Regions from separate parts of the Mus musculus genome. Here region 2 is linked to region 1. A link is a loop called in an ENCODE intact Hi-C map of the cell type or tissue named here. Cell type or tissue: left cerebral cortex. All regions are shown on one strand.

Evidence for each region. Hi-C counts contacts between places; a loop is a spot of excess contacts. Peaks named below come from ENCODE experiments on the same cell type or tissue, not always from the same donor. Only the 100,000 strongest peaks of a DNase experiment are listed, where the experiment ranks them.
Region 2: a loop joins it to region 1, with 3 times the contacts of the local background. A loop is called at or near these places in 2 of 42 quality-filtered maps.

What each region holds. Positions count from the first base shown.
Region 1 is chr7:49,753,818-49,756,317 of GRCm38, reverse strand. It overlaps Gm32962 (a long non-coding RNA gene), which reads right to left. Exons shown (of 2, transcript XR_391460.2): 2 at 157-667. Among named protein-coding and RNA genes, the nearest start is that of Gm32962, 2.2 kb to the right of the region's middle. In left cerebral cortex, a CTCF peak has its summit at 1,388 (motif pointing right); a DNase peak (open chromatin) is centred at 1,380.
Region 2 is chr7:49,922,662-49,925,161 of GRCm38, reverse strand. The region is part of intron 5 of Slc6a5 (solute carrier family 6 (neurotransmitter transporter, glycine), member 5); the gene reads right to left. Among named protein-coding and RNA genes, the nearest start is that of Slc6a5, 14 kb to the right of the region's middle. In left cerebral cortex, a CTCF peak has its summit at 1,549 (motif pointing right); DNase peaks (open chromatin) are centred at 1,561, 1,918 and 2,204; H3K4me3 peaks cover 398 bases.

The DNA of each region.
Region 1 (2,500 bases):
CCAGTTATTTTTCCTGTTATAAACAAGGATTTGAACATTTCACAGCAGTCTCGCTGTGGATGTGTTCACATCGCTCTCCCAGGGCGGGTGCACCATTTCAGACGTCACCCACTTGGTATCATCATTCATCTTTAGAGGCCAAGCAACTCCCCATTATCCTTTCAGTCAGAGCTCTATATTGTGGCACATGCAGAGGCCCATTTTGAGTCTGCCTTTCCCAGGATCACTTTCAAGCTGACCATGTGACTAAGACCTCACCCAGGCGATGATCCATAGCCTCTCTAACGTTGGTTTTCCCATCCGTGGATGAATGAGGACAATGACCTAAGCCGCAGAGCTGGATCAACTGGATCATCATGAGAGCGGTCCATACAGCATCCACTCTGGTGTTCATCAGAATCAGAGAACGGCCAGTAGCAATGATCTCGTCACACTTGGATGCTGAAGCACACAGCGGGAGTGGGGTGGGGGTGGGGGTGGGGGTTCTGTTCTGGCTACTCCAGGGCATCTCTTTAGGAAAATAATGACAGATGAACATTAAAAAACAAAGCTGCCTGGGCTTGCCCTTGACTGACTAGCTCAAGATCAGTAAGCGTTTGTTGTTATGCGTCTTCTGTTTCCAACATGTTTGTGTGTCTCTCTGTGTAGGCTATGTGTCCTTGGATGCCTGAAAGAAGACAAAAGAGGGCATTAGATTTCACAGAGCTGGAGTTACAGGCGGTTGTGAGCTGTCTGGTATGCTCTGCTTCGAGGTTATCCTGTATTCTTTACCACTGAGCCATCTCTCCAGCCCAGGACCAGCTGCTTTTAAAGATGCTGAAAAGAGTTTGCTACTCAGTTAAAGAAGGATTTCACTATGAGAGGGGAATGCATTGGGATCTATTTCCTCATAGTAGCCAGAAAGGAACAGCCTTCTACTTAAGGAAGCGCATGGTAACTGGAAGAAAACTGGGATTCAAGTCTTCCACTTAAAAAAAAAAAAGTAAAAAACATGCAACAATACACAGTCCTGTTTAGAACTTTATATATTACTGATTTAACACTTGTAGCTTTTGAAGAGGATCAAGAAAACAGAAGGAGAGAGAGAGGGGACAGAGAGAGATCTTTTTAGAAACACAGTAGACAAAATTCGTTTTACAGGTTGTACAGGAAGAAAGGAGCAGAAGGAAATTTAGACAAATGAGGAAAAGACCAGGGAAAAATGGCTACAGGAGCCATCACAGCTCTGACATGACACTGAATAGCTGGCGTTCAGACAGGAAACGCCAGTTCTCCAGGGCATGCTCTGTGTGTAAGCTCCCATGCACCTGTCTGTACCCAGGAAACACATTCAGACAGTCCAGCCTCAGCTGCTCTGAAGTAATTGCAGATATCAAGCACCAGAGGGCGCCAGAGAAGGCCGAAATGCTCGCTCATTCGGATACCCAGGTGGTCCAAAATGCCTTCTAATTATTTATAAGAAAACTTAGAGTTGGTTCTCTGGGTTGTTAACGTATGGGACAATTATGCGTGTGAATTTAGTGTCTAATATACTTTCAGTGTGAGCCGGGTATTTCATAAGTAAATAAGCAGTGTGGGAGGGTTCAGAAAGCAAAGGGATGGCCTCTAACGCATGTGTGCAGTCACTCAGCTGCTTTCCGTGTGCCTGGTGGTATGTTAAACGCCAAGGACAGAAAGACAGGCGGAATCACATTTTCTGTTGAACCCATGTGTAACAGAGATTTTAAACTTAGTGCTACTTTGCTAATTTTTTTTTTTTAAATCTGGAATTCTTACACCCTCATCTATTGGACTCTTTAGAAGAAGTATGTGATGGTTGAGTCAGGCAAGCACAGGAGGTTTAGGCTCGGACTCTATTTGGTTCGGGTTTTGCAGCCCACCCCCTTCTTGTAATAGTGCACTGGTAGGTTATGCCCCGACCCATAGGCTTTATGTATACATCCCATTCAAATAAGTCACCTAGCAACCACAGGACTCCCTCACGCCCTCACCTACAAATAGGAGGTGTGTGTGTGGCGGGGGGGGGGGGGGGTTCTCACCTATGAACAACATACACATTTATTGACCTCTAGTACCAAGATTGAAACAGTTTCTGTTCAAATGTATTCCCAGTTCATCCTATAAAGAGTGGAAGGTTCAATCCAGCATAAACTAGCTTTGGATGCATGCACAATAAGTCAACTGTGTCCTTTAGTTGCCTTTTAGAGAGAATCTCTACTGACCACCTTTTTTTTTTCTCTAAGATTCATATGTACACTGTAGCTATCTTCAGACATACCAGAAGAGGGAGTCAGATCTCATTACAGGTGGTTGTGAGCCATCATGTGGTTGCTGGGATTTGAACTCAGGGCCTTCGGAAGAGTGCTCTTAACCTCTGAGCCATCTCTATTGACCATCTTATGCCTATGTGTAATTGGGGGTGCTTACGATTAAAATCAGATGCCTTATTAGGAAGAACATGCGCAGTAGAGGAAATGATTATATAACCTATCAATCAAAA
Region 2 (2,500 bases), 170 kb before region 1:
CTTTTTGCAGTCCTCACTCTGATCTACCCCACTCTGGAGTACACAGCAGGGCTCATGGGCTCGTGCACCTAGAGAGTCCAGCACAGGGGCCCAAGGAGGAAGGCACAAATGGGGAATGACGGCAGCAGCAGACAGATTGTTCCCACCAATCCGCAATGACCTTTTCCAGATGTTCAGGTCCAGATGCAGAAAGTGAGTCTGCATACCATCTTCCTTTTCTAAGTTTTGGAGAATGAGTTAAAATTGTTCTAGACACCATGACAAAATGCATGCAGTGAAGATGCATTGTGCCACGCTCCAAGCCACGCCCCAAACCATGCCCCGAGCCACACCCTCTGTGAGTGCAGCCACAAGGGCAAGAGTGGGGGTTCAGGCTTCCACCAGGCCTGAGAGCACCTCCAACTGCTAGGGATGGATGGATCTCGTTCACGGGGCTATTGCAGGGTCCAAAGTAAGTGAGATAAGAGGCTTAAAAATACTCAATACATCCTAGCAGTAACTCAATCTTCGTCATATTACCTGTCCACGAGGCAGACTGTACTCTGTATCACTTCCGAGGAACACACTGACCTACCTCAATGGCCGGCTGCTCCCCCACCCCCACCCCTAGTTATCTCAGAATGCCGAGGGAAGATTCCAACAACATGGGCTGCTGATGTTGCTCATTGCTAGAGTGTTTGCCTAGCAGCACGAAGCCTCCGGTTCAGTCTTCGGATGCACATTAGACCACGTGTGGTGGTGTACACCTGTAATCCCGGCATGTGACAGGCTGAGACAGGAAGGCTGCCAGGAGCGTGAGCCCAACCTTATCTCAAACAAGCAAGATTCAAATAACAGTAGAAAACCCCTCCCCTTCTGATTGGCTCCCCAGACTCTCTCCGAGGAGTACTAATAATTACTTCCCGGGCCAAATCATTCTTTGCTGGAAGAAGGCTGTCCTATGTGGTAATAGCCACTGGCTGCTGCTCACCAAACACTAGTAGTCTTACCACCCCAGACCAAAAACAAAAGCAAAAACAAAAACAAAAACTGGCTCTGCTAAATCTCAGGCTGAGAATCTGTTTCTAGGTGTCTCCTAGAAGCTGCCTTTTCAACATTAGCTCTTTAATTAAAAAAACAAAACAACAAAACCAAAACAAAACAAAATAAAAACAACAACAACAAAAACATTTTCAGAAGGATTCCAGACTCCCGACTATCAAATCTTTGCTGGGGAAGATTTCTTCTTTTAATTTCTTTTAATTTCTTCTTTTAATTTCTTTTAATCCCCTGAACCAGGGGATTAAAGTTCCACTCAGATCCTTTTGGCGTAAATCACCACGGCTTAATTCTGATTTTTCCTGATGAAAAGCAACCCATCCGCTAAGATCTCAGTGATCGCTGCTTGCTTCCAAAATTGCCTTTGTAAAGACTCCCTGGACCCGTGAATGCCCAGAGGACCACCGACCAGCCAACCCAGTGTAGCCTCATAAGATCCAGTTCCAGGTTCCCACTGCAATGCTGCAGAGCCACCAGCAGCCTCGAGCCTCCTGCAATGTCTCTTCTAACCACTAGGTGGCAGGAGCGTGCTTCTCGGCTCTCTGCCCTTTCTGTCCGCCAGAGAAGCAGTGACAGGCCATCTCATCAGAGCTCCGCGGCCCAACAACCCCGAACAAAGAACAGCGATAATGATCGGCTAAATTGGAAAGCTGTTGGAATGGGATTCTCTTTACTCGGGCAATTATTAATAAATGAAAGCACAGGAAAGACCGGGGAGAAAAGGGATCATTTAATTAAAGTTCTAATGAAAATTAAGCCATTCCAGAAATAGAAATGGTGTTTATACTGTTCCAATTTGAGCTGACCCAGCTAAGGCCCTGTTTGAACAAAACAGTGGCTGAACTCATTCCGCAGGGTAGGGACAAACTGTCCTCCATTGCAGATCCTTGGAGGGCTGAGTCAGCCTGGGCAGTAGCCTGTCCTACAAGCTGTACCTAGAGACGCAGGAAGCTGAGACTAGAGGATTGCCATCTGAACTACAGAACAAGGCCTTGCCTTAATAAAAACGGGAAGGAAGATGAAATGACTAGGCATGTTCTGCCTCTCTCTGTAGGCAGCCCCAGGGCTGGTCTCGGGCTGGAGTGGGCACAGTGCTTGGCATCTGCATGCTGACATGAACAATCAGACAACATGATCAGAGCAACACTGGTGGTGGACACACCTCCACCCACTGTGTGTGAGGGTCACAATGTTAAGCCATTTATACGTCCGTTCATCTCCTGGGACAGTGCCAGGCTTGCTTTGAAAACGAAGTGGTTACAGGGCTGAGGCGGTGCCTTGGGGGTCATGTGGGGAACACTGCAAGGGAGGAGAGGGGGCATCAGGTCCATTTCCCAAAGAAGCCTAGCTTGGTGTATTCATCTTGGAGATGGCATGGGAAAAGCTATTGTCTAAATTCCCAACAGCTGGGCCAAGCAGAAGGGATTTAAAGCAATGTGTATCTCTATAGGTCAGGATTCTC